Regions from separate parts of the Homo sapiens genome. Here all the other regions are linked to region 1. Evidence: chromatin contacts called from ENCODE Hi-C or POLR2A ChIA-PET data. All regions are on one chromosome and are shown on one strand. The core of a region is the stretch at or near the end of the contact, and the rest is flanking DNA. Distances in the headings are between cores, read along the strand shown.

Region 1 (4,956 bases), core at 1,582-4,081:
CAAAGTGCTGGGACTACAGGCATGAGCCACCGCACCTGACTCCTGCTATGACTATTTCTATTCTGATTTCAGTGTTTCTTTTTACCGCAAATACTCTTCTGGGACAGAGATAATGCTTTGCATTGATACAGAGGGATATATTTTATCTGTATATCTTTGCCCTCTGTTCTAAAAGTCAGCTGAGAAAGTTTTTGTCTTGAGGATTGAAGCCCCGACCCTGCTCCGCTCTGGAGGTTTCCATGCAAACATAGGCAGTGAGGGCCTAGGCCCAGGCCCCTTGAAGGGGAGGTATATCCTGGACCTCAGTCCTTCCCAGCACCCCATCTCCTCCCTCCAAGGGAAACTTGTCTCTTACCTGAGCCTCTATTGATATCAGAGCTTGAGGAAGCCCTTTAAATTTGCTCCCTGTATCTCTGTAATGCACAGACACATTCTTGTTGCTACACGCCCAGACCAACTCTACATTCAAAATAATAATTTTTCAAAGGAGAGACCTGGGGTAGGTTTGTGATGTTAAAAGATAAAACTTGGACAAATTAAATTTAACAGAGTTTAATTGAGCAAAGAGCGGTATGTGAATCGGGCAGCCTCCCAAATCAGAAGAGGCTCAGAGACTCCAGTGCAACCATGTGGTGGAAGAAGATTTATGAACAGGAAAAAGAAAGTGATGTGCAGAAAACAGAAGTGAGGAACAGAAACAGCCTTATTGGTTACAGCTTGGAGTGAGCCTTATTTGAACATGGTTTGAATAGTTGGCCACCCTTGATTGGCTGAAACTTGGTGATTGTCACTAGAGTAGGTTACGGTCTGTTTACACATCCACTTAGGTTATAGTTCACTATATAGAGAAAGCTTTGGGCTGAATTTAAAATATGTAAGGAGGTGGCTTTAGGCTACACTTAATTTAACAGTGGGCATGAGCGGGAAAGAGGGTTGGTAGGCTGGACAAGAGTGATAAATCAAAAGAAATTAGTGGAGTCGATTTGAGATGAGGGATGATATACGGTATTGGGTGAAAATCGTTTGAAATAAACCAAAGGATTCACAACATATTTTCAAAACAACAAAAAAAGGCTACCTCAGCTCTTTTTTTTTTAGACCTCCTGTCTACATTCTTTTGGAGCAAGGCCTCATTAAAAGAGGGGATTAGAGGCCGGGTGTGGTGGCCCACACCTGTAATCTCTGCACTTTGGGAGGCTGAGATGGGCAGATCACCTGAGATCAGGAGTTCGAGACCAGCCTGGACAACATAGTGAAATCCCATCTCTACTAAAAATGCAGAAGTTAGCTGGGCGTGGTGGTGCATGCCTTTAATCCCAGCTACTCAGGAGGCTGAGGCAGGAGAATCACTTGAACCTGGGAGGCGGAGGTTGCAGTGAGCCAAGATCACGCCACTGCACTCCAGCCTGGGTAACAAGCGTGAAACTCTGTTTCAAAAAAAAAAAGGAAAGGAAGAGGGGCTTAGACATAGTGAAACTAGAGATAGGGAGGATGGTCTGGCAGTGAGAAAGGGAACGGTAGATACTACTCCAGTCTGCAGATGCATTGTGCAGTGGAGTTAGGAATTTACCTGGGGTAGCTAATGGGGTGGTGGGGGTTGTTTAGATGAATATGGGAATAGAGATTACAACCTAACATAAACAATGCATCTTTTATTTAATATCATTGAAACTGTTTTCACTTATCTGCATGACTCTTTCTTTTGTGCCTCTTAATTTGTCCTTGAAGTTCTGTATCTAATCATTAGTTGAGCAACCAATAATTCTCCTTCAGTCCCCCACCCCTTTTTACAACCAACTTTAATCTTTCGACTCGGTGAAAAACATGTTTCTCCTATCATAACTAGTTTAACAAAAATTCTCTTTCAAGTTTAGATTACTCAGATACAATGGCTTTCCCGTAGCTTCATGCTGAAGAATGGAATTTACATTAGAAAAGAGAGATTTATGATAGCATTGAATTTCCATTTGAATATGGAGAATTAATAACATGCATATGTTTTTTTATTATTATTATTTTAAGATTTGAGCTATGCCATAGGCAAAAAGAAAGCTGGAAACTGTGGGGCTGGCAGGGCTCGATGAATAATTTTATCTGGATTTCATTCACAAACAGCAGCTCCCTCCTCGGGAAAGGACCTGTGTGTCTCCCCAGATCGGAACTGGAGTAAGTGCCAGGATTTCCTGATTTGTTTACATTTCTCAAAAAACTTTTTTCCCCCTGGACTAGGACAGAATTAGACTTCCTTTTCCACTTTTGGCTCCTTCCAAGCTATTCTTGCTCAAGGTATTCTCTCCCCTTTCCCCTTTCCCTGCATTCTTCTTTGTGGAAGTCTCAGCTGGGTTCTTTTGTTTCACAAAAACACCGAGAGGCAATGAAAGATGTTGGCGGAAAAATAATGGTCATAATGACAACAATAAGCCCACCGTGGCAGCATTTTCCTGGACACAGCACAGTTTGCCCAATCTTTACATTTAAAATCTGCTGTTCTGTCTCTCACAAATGCTTGGAGAAGATTCTGAGAGGCGCACACGTGACATGTCAAGTGACCTTGCCAAAGTCCTTGTGCCATAAAAGGAGGAATTGAAATCATCTCCTTTCACATAAACCCTGCTGATGAGACCTGTCATTCAGACAGTGAAACATCAGCCAGATCCAATAATGGATCAGAAATGTTTCATCTTTAGTGTCCAGGCTTCTTGGACCTGGGGCTGGGGGTTCTATTCTACCCTGTTATTCTCTCTGTCCTGTTTGGTTTCACTTTCACCATCTTGACCATCTATAATTGTCACTTTTGTCTAAGGCTAGTTTTGAAAGTTTACTCCAAGCTCATTTGTTTGTAAATGTTTTGCAATCTGGGGCTTAATTCCTTTTCTTAACAAGGGAAATGCAGGCCTTGGTCTATGGCCAATCTGAATGTATAAAAAGCAACTAGATCTTGTTTGGGGCCCACAAACAAGAAGTCAGAGAAACGCAGAGGCCTTTTGAGGGAGAGGGCGTAGGGTCATTGAGAGAGAGGTGTACCTCTCTTGTTTATTGACATTTCTATTTCTTTTTTCATTCTCTCTTGTTCCTGAGATTAAAGGCCTCTTTTGACTTCACTAGCTAAGTCATCTCTGCTTTGAAACATGTCTTCCATTCTGGCCCTAGGGACAATTGTGAGAATTGTCTTGGAGCAAACCTATCCTCTCTTCTTGGTCTCCTTTCTCCCATCTTGGGGTCCCCTGGGCAGTCAGTATCATCTGTCCTTTCTGCTTTCCTGGAAACCAAACACAGCTCTCAGCAGAGGATCCAATAACTTTGCTTGCACTGGGGCACAGTTCTCAATGTTAGCACTATCCCAGGGTTATTTGTAATATAACAGAAGAAACTTTAAGGTAAAGGAATGAGTCTCTGATTGTGGAACTTATGCTACTGGGGAGATCCTTGAGGAAGTAAAATGTCTTCAAAGTGTTCTTGAAATCACATGATATTGAGGGTGGATATGGGTCAATTCAGGCATATATGTTTATTTATATCCCTGTGTATACCTATGTAGATGTGTACATTCAGAGAGACATGGCTTATCACTGTCAAGGTCCCACTGCTGCTACTGTATCGACTGATGAGTGACCAAGAGCCTTTTCTGAACCATGTACTAAAATCACTGAGTTAAGAATCAAGACAATAATTAAACTATTCTGAAATGTCCTTTCATAGTTTTCATTCACTCACTGAAGTGACTGTGTGAGTGCCTTCTTTTTAGAAGGCCAAAATAGGCTTCTTCTGACCGGGTGCAGTGGCTCGTGCCTGTAATCCCAGCACTTTGGGAGGCCGAGGCGGGTGGATCACTCGAGGCCAGGAGTTTGAGGTCAGCCTGGTCAGCATGGTGAAACCTGTCCCTACTAAAAATACAAAAATTAGCCAGGCATTGTGGCAGGTTCCTGTAATCTCAGCTACTTGGGAGGCTGAGGCAGGAGAACTGCTTGAACCTGGGAGGCAGAGGTTGCAGTGAGCCGAGATCACACCACTGCACTCCAGCCTGGGCAACAGAGGGAGAATCTGTCTCAAAAAAAAAAAAAAAAAAAGACTTCTTCTATGATCTCCTTCAAAGTAAAGCTGAACAAATGGCCATATTTTTACCTTAACATAAACACACATTAAGATGTATTTAGAGGACATGTGTGCAAAAGGATGGTCTAAATGAACCCTGGCACATTTAGGGACATCCAAGGAATAACATTTTTGTTTTTCCCCCTGTTGGTTTCAGACACGGTACTGTGGGCCTGGGTGTTATAGAAGAAACTGAGGTTTAAACATTTGAGGATTTGAAGAACTCTGTTCTTTATGCTTTCAACTGTCTTCTACGATAAGCACTTATGAAATAAGATGACGTGTTATGTGAAGCACATATTCCGAAATCACAGAATGTCCTCACCAAGGTCTAGAGAAAGATAGAAAATGAGTAATGACATGAGGTCCAATGCAAAATATACCTTCTTTTTTAAAATTTTATTTATTTATTTTATTTTTGAGACAGGTTCTTGCTCCGTACCTCAGGCTGGAGTACAGTGAGTGGTGTGAACACTTCTCATGGCAGCCTCAACCTTCTGGGTTCAAGTGATCCTCCTGCCTCAGCCTCCCACGTAGATGGGACAACAGCCACATGCCACTGTGCCCAACTAATTTTTTGATTTTTTGTAGATGTGAGATTTCACTTTGTTTTCCAGGCTGGTCTCAAACTCCTGGGCTCAAGCAATCCTCCCATCTTGGTCTCCCCAAATACTGGAATTACATGGATAAGCCATCGTGCCTGGCTAAATATACATTCTAAGGTGGGGAAAGCGCCTCCACAAACAAACCAACATGTGAGATGAGAAGGAAAACACCAGCTTTAGGACAATGTTAACAGAAAACTTAAAAATTGTTTAAAGAACATGAACAAAGATGTCAATTTGACAGGATACAACACATTGT
Region 2 (4,956 bases), core at 1,596-4,095, 120 kb before region 1:
CAGACATCCACAGGCAAAAATATGAATCCAGACAAGATCTTACACCCTTTACAGAAATTAACTCAAAATGGATCACAGACCTGAATGTAAAACATAAAACTATAAAATTCCTAAATATACAAAGAACTCAGCAATAAGAAAAACAAACAAACAAACAAACAAACAAAAAAACGATTAAAAACTAGGCCAAAGGCCTTGACAAACATCTGACCAAAGATACACAGATGGCAAATAATCATATGGAAAGATGCTCCACATTATATATCATTAGGGAAATCCAAATTAAAACAATCAGATATGGTCGGGCGTGGTGGCTCACACCTGTAATCCCAGCACTTTGGGAGGCCGAGGCAGGTGGATCACCTGAGGTCAGGAGTTCGAGACCAGCCTGACCAACATGGTGAAATCCCGTCTCTACTAAAAATACAAAAATTAGCCGGGTGGGGTGGCATGCACCTGTAGTCCCAGCTACTTGGGAGTCTGAGATACAAGAATTGCTTGAACCCGGGACAGAAGATGCCGTGAGCTGAGATTACGCCACTGCACTCCAGCCTGGATATTTATAAAAATACAAAAAAAAAATTAGCTGGGCGTGGCGCTAACTAGTCCCAGACAGAGTGAGACTCCATCTCAAAAAAAAAAAAAAAAAAAAAATTCAGATATAACTATACACCTGTAAGAATGGCCAGAATTCAGAACCCTGATAGCACCAAATGCTGTCCACGTTGTGGAACAAGAGGAACTCTCATTCATTGCTGGCAGGAATGCAAAATGGTGTAGCCACTCTGGAAGTTTTGGAGGATTCTTATAAAACTGAACAGACTCTTAACCACATGATCCCACAGTCATGCTCCTTTACCCAAAGGAGTTGAAAACTTGTGTCCAAACAAAGACCTGCATACAGATTTTTTACAGAAGTTTTATTCATAAGTGCTAAAACTTGGAAGCAACTGAGCATTCTTTCAGTAGGTGAATGGATACACTGTGGCACATTCAAACAATGACTATTTAACACTAAAAAGAAATGAGCCATCAAGCTGGGAAAAGGCCTGTAGGGAACTTAAATGTATTATCAGTAAGCGAAAAAAGCCAATCTGAAAAGGCTACATACTGTCTAATTCCAACTACAGGATGTTCTGGAAAAGACAAAACTATAAAGACAGTAAAAAGATCAGTGACTGCCAAAGATTGGGGTGAGAAAGGAATGAATTGTTAGAAGACAAAGGATTTTTAGGGCCAGGGAAACTACTCTGTATGATACTACAACACTGGATACATGTCACTATACATTTGTTCAGACCTTCAGAATGTACAACACCAAAATCAAACCCTAAAGTAAACTATGAACTTGGGTGATAATGATGTGTCAATGTAGATTTACCAATGAAAAACAAATGTACCACTCTGGTGGGGAATGTTCATAATAAGAGAGGTAAAATGAATATGTGGGGGCAGGAGGCACATGAGAAGTCTCTGTATTTTCCTCTCAATTTTGCTGTTAACTTAAAACTGTTCTAAAAACTAAACTTTACTTTTTAAAAAGTTAAGTATCGGCCAGGCGTGGTGGCTCACGCCTATAATCCCAGCACTTTGGGAGGCCGAGGTGGGAGGATCACAAGGTCAGGAGTTCAAGACCAGCATGGCCAATATGGTGAAACCCCATCTCTACTAAAAATACAAAAAAAATTTAGCTAGGCATGGCGCTAACTAGTCCCAGTTACTTGGGAGGCTGAGGCAGGAGAATCACTTGAACCCGGGAGGTACAGGTTGCAGTGAGCTGAGATCACGCCACTGCACTCCAGCCTGGGTGACACAGTGAGATTCCATCTCAAAAAAAAAAAAAAAAAAAAAAAAAAGGTTAAGCATTGGTTGAATATCAAACTGAAAGTAATTAACTCATATTTGCTGATTTTGGAGGCTTCTTTGAGGCTGAACTTCTTTTTTTCATTATGATGACGTACCAAGCTTTCAGGGCAAGGGAGGGAAAAACATAAGATAATACCAGAATGTAAAAAAAGCTTCATGGCACTTAAGTGATTGTCATTGAGCTTTCAGGGACACTGGTAAGAAGCACATGGTAGGAATTGCTTAGCTTCATTTGTAAGGCTCCCATCACAGTCTGAGAGGCTACTGAGATGTTGGCTTTCTTATATCTATCACAATTACTAATTATTATTATTTTGTGCCACTGAAAGCTGATGGTAAATAATAACTTTTGTTTTTTACAAGTTAATGTAATAACGTTCTCTAACATGAATTGGCCAGTTATACTTTTTTTGTTTCCCAGAAGGTGGAAATAACTAACATTTTCTAACTCTGGGGCACTCTTAACACAAGCAGCTAATTTCGTTTCCAGAGCGCAGACATCTTTCTTTAGCCAACATCCTTGAATAAAAAACCTACTTTTAGCTCATCTTGTAATTCATTGGCGAATTTATAAAAAAGGTCTTGATGTAGCCTAATCAAAAGGCAGAAAAAGCTAAACATAGCCAAGAGATGAAAAACACTGTAGCCTTATTCTCAATTCAATTGTGGGGGAAAAAAAAAAACAGAAAAGAAAGCAAGGATATTTAAAGATGACAAAGATACAACAAGTCATGATAAGGGGACAACAGGTACAGCAGAAAGCACTGGAGTAGCTGTGCTTCTTGCCAGATCCCAGCCCTCCAGCAAATTACTGAGCCTCTGTGCCCAAGCTCCTAATCTCTAACACAGGGATTGTAAAACTTACCTGTAAAGACCAACCAACATAACAAGAAAATGCTACATACCACGTTGAAATGTGGGGTAGCAAAAGGAAGAAAATGACACATTGTACCAGTAAGGTACAAGGTACATAGCCCTTCCTGCCTGGGAAAATTTAGAAGTGAAGGAGCAAAGAGGGAGGAACCCCTTGAACACAACAGGATCTTTGTGCAATTAAAGAGAAGAACAATAAAGGTGTGTCCAGAAAGTAACAAGGAGAAAAGTATCAAGATAAATGGCAACCAACAGGTGACCTATAACTTCTGATCAGAGGAGAATATGCGATTACTGTAGCAGTAAAGTTTTATAATCACTCAACATAATCAAATAGCTTGGTTCGGTTTAAAAATTCACCTTCTCCATAATCTCCTTAGGAGATATAACACATCTATAAGGGACTGATTGATTGTAATAATGATCTCATTTTTCCGCAGTTCCCTGTATCTATTTCTCCACCCATTGAAAAGGGGCTGGCCCTCTGGCTTGCTTTAGCCAACAGAATGCAGCAAATCTGACGTGCCAGGAGCAAGCCTAGGCATTAAGAAGGCTGTGTCATTCAGCTCCCCGTCTTGCAATTCTACTGAGTTGCCATGTGAGCAAGCCCAGGCTAGTCTGCTAGTCGTCCCAGCTGAGGGCCCAGAAATGTAAAAGAGCCAAGCCAAGATGAACCAACTAACCTGCAGCTGACCACAGATACATGTTAGAACTCAGCCAAGGCCAGAAGAACTACCTGGCCAACCCATAGGCTCATAGCAAAAACAAATGTTTATTATTCTAAGCTACTACATTTTGGTGGGGTCTATTACACAGCAAAGCCAACTGATACAACATCCTTTGAGGAAACATGGTTCTGGACCACACAACCTCTATGTAGGGTTCAGCATCTCTTTTCAGTCACTTGAAGTCACACTTCATTTTGTGAAAAATGTGCTTCATCTGAAGTCTTCACTCACCATCACTTTTTCCATCCTGTTGAGGGTATGAGTTGTAGAACATTCCCTTCCCATCATGGGTCCAGGCCATACAGCTGAACTTGACTCTTTCAAGCACATCTGGAAGCTCTTTGGCACCATCAACTTTCATGAACTTGATTGTCACCCAGTCTGAGCCACTGGCACTCAGACCATAGGCAAAATATTCACCATCTTCGCTGAACGCATAACCTATGGGACACAGGAGAAATCATCCAGTGACAAACACGGAACACAACTCCACGGTCCTTTATGCCATCTAACAAAGCTCTCTTTCATAACACGGAGGTAGAATGTGGCAATAAAAGGAATAGGAATCTGGTAGTGAGGAATCCCGGGGGCTCAGCCCAAGTTTTACAGGAATTACCCTTATAACCTTAGACAAGCTTCCTAACCTCTCCAGGTCTTAATTTGTCTATAAAATGAAATATTAGATTATATGCCTACTAAAATGCTTTCATTTTGAAATTTTTATAATGCAATAGGCAGTTCAGTTAAAAGCAGAGCTCATCTGGGACTTCTGTCATATTTCATTTATACTCTAAAGGGAATAAGGAGAAAAAGGAAACTGCTTTTAGAGTAATGACTGAATTATGACACATACCATATAATAGAACTAAATTGTAGTCATTAGGTAATTTGGGAGATTGATTCCAAATTATCTAAAATCCCTTGTTACAGCCTCATTTTTGAAGCATTACCTGTGCAATGTCCACACTGTCTGACCATTACAAGCCTAGGTAAATAAAGCCTGAGGGTTTGCAGTGAAGGCGCCCGGAGTGCACATTCCACAAGAAATTGTGAAAGGAAAAGCAACATGTCTATAGACTGTCGTGCCATGTACAGTCCTTTAGGGCCCTGGCAGAATGTTCTAATCACTATGGAATGTTTCCTGGCAAATACTTGTGTTTCATATTAGCTTTTTTAATTATGAAGTATGTAAAGCATTCAATACAACACCTCCTATTGGAGACTCTGACACCAGAGATTTCCTCTTAGGCTGTTTGCTAAACGTTATTGGGTAATGAAAATTTTAAGAAGCTCAACTATTATTAGAGGTTTCCTATTCTTTTACGTGGAATTTCATTTGTTTAAAATTTCACAGAACCTACTCATTAACCATTGTAGGTCCTATAAAGTATCTAGGCTCATATGTATGTAAATGCAGAAAAGAGTCTAGAAAGTGATAGGAAAAAGAAACATATTCACCTTTTATTCTACATAGCACTGGAGTGTTTGA
Region 3 (4,956 bases), core at 1,372-3,871, 64 kb after region 1:
TTTACACACATAAAAGATGAAATTAATTTGCAAAAGATGAGAGAAAATGTCACGCCTGGTCATAAAAACTGTGCTGGGCCAACTGTTTATCATAAAGAGACAAAAAGAGGTTATTTTTTCTATTCCATGTGTGTCATTCTAAGCTTGACTCTTAAGCACAACTTGTTGAACATTTTGCAATTCAAAGTTACCTTTTGGTCAGCCATAGACAATCCACTAAATGAATCTGGAAAGAGTTTAGTACTGATTAAACTTGGCGAGTAACTCTATGAGACACAAGGCACTACAACAAAGTAGATTTCTATTTCTAAGTCAGCGAAGCGAAGAAAAACTTTTCAAGAATGACTCTGCCTATAACAACATGAACATTAGGTTCAGAAGTACCCATTAACTCAAATAGCTTATTCAGCAATAAGCTTTCTCAGTGTTATAAAATAAGTTTTCCTTCTTCAGTTTCTTCATTAGTGACCATTTGTCAGGAAGTCATACCACATCAAGGGATGCTCATAATAGACTCAATATTCTCCACTTAATAACATTTAAACAAGCATTGTCTTCACATTCATGGTTGTTAAAAAAAAAAAAAAGAGTCTTTTCAAAGTATGTGCATCTGGTTAGGAGAGAATAGGATAAACCCAGAGTTATAAAAAACTGACATTTTTGTTTCCTGATTCAGCACAAAGAAAGCCAGAATCTGCAAGTCCTACGTTTTTTTCTGGTGTGGGGTCTTAGAGTTGAAACCCTGACCCAGACGTGGATATTGCAAAAACAGAGTGAGGTATCTTGCTAAGGTGACAGTGCTTCAAATGGTCAAAATATTTTCCATCTTTCTGGGAAATGTCACTCTGTTTTGTAATAAAGCTGGAATGACTTCCCAACAAAGATGCAGTCAATGAAGAAAAGCAAGAACTTTCCAGTTTCCCAAATCCAGGGAGAAAACAAGTTAGATAACTGTTTATAAGAATGAATCTAGTGAAAAGGGGGCTCTGTCAATGATAAATATTTATTTTATTCTGCGTGTTTAGCATGGGAAAGGAACATGTTAAAAGTTGGCCAAATATGGTAAGTATCAGTCTCCACAGAGTCCCAAACCTTGTGTTGAGAATGCCAAGATCTTTGTTTTATTCCAGAAGGGATTAATAGTAGCAGACAGGGGAAAAAGTGAGGGTAAACTAAAATAGCATAGAAACCAGCATGCTTACTGCACAAGTTAAGTGATGCAGTTTCCCTAAGTCTGCTGTCTAAATTCTGTCTAATCTCAGAAGCTGGCTCTTCTCTGACTCAACTGGATATCACCTCCAGCACTTCATATCCTCAGATACATACCTGTATTCTGCATTATGTGATTGTGGCCTGTGTACTCACACTTTGGAGTTACATGTAGACATCCTTATTTACCTCTGCAATACCGGGCATGATTTCTTCTCAATGGAATATAATACGTAACTGAAATAATTGTCTCTTTAATTAAATTTGAGCATTTGATCATACTATAACTGCTATAAATAATCCTAAACTGCTATAAAACTTGAATTTAATATAGGAAAATTTAATAATATTCTTAATATAAAGCAATTTATAGAAATGAAGGAGATTGGCATGAAAATGGCATAATTTTTTTTTCCTCTTTTATGTCATTGTTCCTAGTGTCTATGACAGCATTTCTGTGGATGATCTTTCCTGCTTCTGTGCGCACTGTTTAACTATAATGGTCATTTTTTGCACACAGTGATGTTCACATACATCTAGTATTTTCCTCCCCAACATCTGGGTTTCCTCTTATTTTGAATGCCTTAGATGTCACTCCTCTGGGTGTGTCGTTCACATGTTTCATTCACATCCTCATTTTTATTTGATCTATTCTCTGATTCCCAGCACTCAAAGACTTTTATTCCTTAATTCACTGGTAAATAATTGTGTTCGGGGGAACTCAAAGCAAAATAAACTGTGGCCCTTACAGGGTAGAGGGGTGAAGGCAACTGTTGAATTACCGTTCTGCAACAGGAGACCCACGCTAATGCTGATATTACAGGGAAAGTCCAAGGGAAATGGAGAGGTTTCAAGAGAATGAACACTGGATTCCCAGGATCTGAGATAAGAAAAGCTAAAATTATGAGAGGCTGAAGATGGAAGGAGTATCATAATCCATCTGGCTTTGTCCGCGACATTTGCTGGACTAGGGAAAGGACTGAAATCACGGATAAAGGAGCAAGTAGTAGGAGAAAGAGCCTGACAATAGCAAGGCTTTCTACTGGGAAGAGTAGTCAGGGATCCCCATCCCAGAGGCCAAGGGCTAAGCTCAGACCTGAGGTAGGCCAGAATCAACAGCTTAGTCAAGTTTAGTGATTACAAAAGGCAAGGCTGCAGGAATATCTGGGTGGGGGCTGTGGAGGTGATTTAATCAGATTCAAGGAGGTCTTTCCGTGCTACAAAGAGCCTCCTGAATGGCAAGTGGCTAAAGATTCAGAGATTTTTAGCCACAACGAAAGACTGGAGTGCAAATGAGAAACCAGAATAAAAGTCCAACCACGCAAAATAAGGAACAAGTACTAGGAGATAAGGGAAGGAGTTATGACTCAGTGTACACAGTAGCCAGGGCACACCATAAACCCCACTGGAAAGAGGAAATTATGGCCAGTCCCACTCCCTCAGGGCAGACAGAGCTCTGAATTTATTGTTTCTTTTGTTCCCATTAATGTGCAGGTCCATGATTACAGGACCATTTGTACCTGTGTTGCATGACTCAGGCACAAGCAGGTAAGACACAGGAAACGAAGACAGGAAATGTGAGCTTGGCTTCGGACGCTTATCATCCCCAAAAGCCTGAAATGCCTAGCACACTTCAATGTACCATTCAAGACCCAGGTCCAGCGTTTGTTTCACAGCAGCTTTCAACATGTTCCTCACACACAGTAGGCAGCTAGGAAGTGAAATCCATCACTACCACCACCGTCATCATCATCCTCATCCTCAATAGTATTATTTCCTTCAGGGTCAGTACCATCATCTCAGGAATTAGATGATAACCCCTCTGGACTTAAAATGTCATCCTGTGAATGATGTTTAAAGTATAAATGGGGAGTTCAAGTTCAGATGGTTTTAGCTGGAGAGAGCAAAATATCTGTTTCCCGTAGCTTAAAAAATAAGGGCAATTGACTGGCTCGAGTGATGACAAGTCCACTGGAAGAGCTGACTTCAGGTGTGGCCTGAACCAGCAGTTCAAAGATACCACTAAGCACCAGATTTCTTCCCTTCCTTGTTTCTAGTCTTGTGTGGTTGACTTCTCTTTGAGGCAGGCTTGTCAGAATTGCTAGGCTTCAGGCATCTTTATGTACAGCAGGAAAGATAGAATATCTTTGCCTCAGCATTCCTAGAAAAGGCCTGGCACTTCGCTGTGATTGGGTCATCTTCAGAAACTTGCCTACTTGGAAAAGGAATCACTATGTGGATTGGCTAAACAGAAGTCATATGCTCTACCCAGGATCCTGGGGTGAAGTCATTTTCCCTAGAACCACGTGAATCCTAAAGTGGACATTAAAACTGTTGAGAAAGAGAAAGAGAAAAATGGATACAAAAAAAATCAATCAAGGTCCTAAGGGGTAAACAAGAAGTTAAGAAAAGGAATGTATTAGAAGGACATTGGGTAGCTCAAAAAAACTGTCAGAAAGGCTGGAAAACTAGGTTTGGTAAAAGTGCATGTATTAGTTTGCTAGGGCTGCCATAACGAAGTTCCACAAACCAGCAACTTTAAGAGCAGAAATGTTTGATTTCACTCCTGGAGGCTAGATGTGTAACATGAAGGAGTCAGTAGGTTGGTTTTTTCTGAGGGCTGTGAGCGAGACTGTTTCAGACTTCTCTGGTGGTTGGTTGGCAATCTTTGGCATTTCTTGGCTGGCTGATGCATCACTCCAATCTCTGCCATCTCGCTCACATGGCCTTCTTCCTCTATGTGTGTCTGTCTCTGCGTCCAAACTTCCTGGAAATGGCAGGCTGGAAAAGCCAACGACAAACTTCTGTCCTGTATTTTGTCTTAGAGGTGACTCAGTTTGTCTTTCTCTACCCATGGAAGGAAAAAAGCTGTGTCTTGTGGTTCTTTTATGTGAGCAGGCACATGAGCATGCTCAGGAGTGAGGGTTTCTGCTGATGGGGTCTGCAGAAGAGCAGCAGAGGCTGAGCTGCCCTGATATCTGCACATTGCAAGCTCACGGGACACCTTGTGAGATAAGCTTATGCAGGTGATAGGTTAACACTTATATTCTGATGATGCCATAATTCATTTCCAAATATTCATATACTAGTTGTACTTCTCCCTAGTGACAAGTTATTTCTTTATAGGCCCACCTCCCTTACAGAGTTGTATCTTTCTGGAGTTCAGAGGACTTCTTAATTATTGCAATATTTTCAGTGCCTAGTCCAGCACCTGGCATTTGACTTTGAGGATGAAGCAGGAACAAGGGGAATTTATAAAGTAGCTTTAAAAGGCTCTCAATTTGAGAAGAACATTTCCTCAGAGCAGTTCAACTGTGATCCATGACTATGCTTTATTTTTTAATTTATTTTTTAAAGCATAGTCATGTATACAGTATGATAACAGAAAACAAACAGAAGTAGTAATACCCTAAAAAGTGCAGGTCTTGCTGGGCCCTATTTTCATTTTAGCAGAGGTTTCTAATGTTGCAGCATTAATCTACTTCTGCTCATTCTCCAGTGAGAAACCCTGGACACGAGTAGAGACACAGATTTGCCAGTTTGCACCTTCCTAAAGTGACCTTGAACTAAGTTTTCATTATATCTAGATTCTAGATATTATATCAATATTCCAGGTTATTTATTGGTACGTATTTTTACTTGTATCCCCAAAATCAAATAAATAATTTAAATAAAATGATTTCCAATCTGAACTGAGAACAAAACTTAAAATGTTTTAGCTTCTGTTGCCTTCAAATCTGACAATGT

The links. Hi-C counts contacts between places; a loop is a spot of excess contacts on that map. ChIA-PET counts read pairs that join two places held with the same protein, here RNA polymerase II (POLR2A). Pooled maps may share reads with other maps.
Region 2: POLR2A ChIA-PET joins it to region 1 with 10 read pairs in T-cell. The contact joins two enhancer-like sites. POLR2A ChIA-PET finds 5 or more read pairs at or near these places in 2 of 52 experiments (CD8-positive, alpha-beta T cell and T-cell).
Region 3: POLR2A ChIA-PET joins it to region 1 with 10 read pairs in Panc1. The contact joins two enhancer-like sites. A Hi-C loop is called at or near these places in 1 of 168 maps with a recorded cell type or tissue (Caco-2), 11 of 37 single-sample maps with no recorded cell type and 7 of 50 pooled maps. POLR2A ChIA-PET finds 5 or more read pairs at or near these places in 4 of 52 experiments (GM12878, Panc1, T-cell and 1 more).

Annotation. Positions count from the first base shown.
Region 1 is chr6:105,486,525-105,491,480 of GRCh38, forward strand. No RefSeq gene overlaps it. Among named protein-coding and RNA genes, the nearest start is that of PREP, 86 kb to the left of the region's middle. Within about 2 kb of position 2,832, at least 2 of the 41 ENCODE cell types and tissues checked have a DNase peak (open chromatin) inside an H3K27ac peak, as active enhancers do.
Region 2 is chr6:105,369,671-105,374,626 of GRCh38, forward strand. PREP (prolyl endopeptidase) reads right to left here. Exons shown (of 15, transcript NM_002726.5): 5 at 3,699-3,908. Among named protein-coding and RNA genes, the nearest start is that of PREP, 31 kb to the right of the region's middle. Within about 2 kb of position 2,846, at least 5 of the 41 ENCODE cell types and tissues checked have a DNase peak (open chromatin) inside an H3K27ac peak, as active enhancers do.
Region 3 is chr6:105,550,755-105,555,710 of GRCh38, forward strand. No RefSeq gene overlaps it. Among named protein-coding and RNA genes, the nearest start is that of LINC02836, 79 kb to the right of the region's middle. Within about 2 kb of position 2,622, at least 3 of the 41 ENCODE cell types and tissues checked have a DNase peak (open chromatin) inside an H3K27ac peak, as active enhancers do.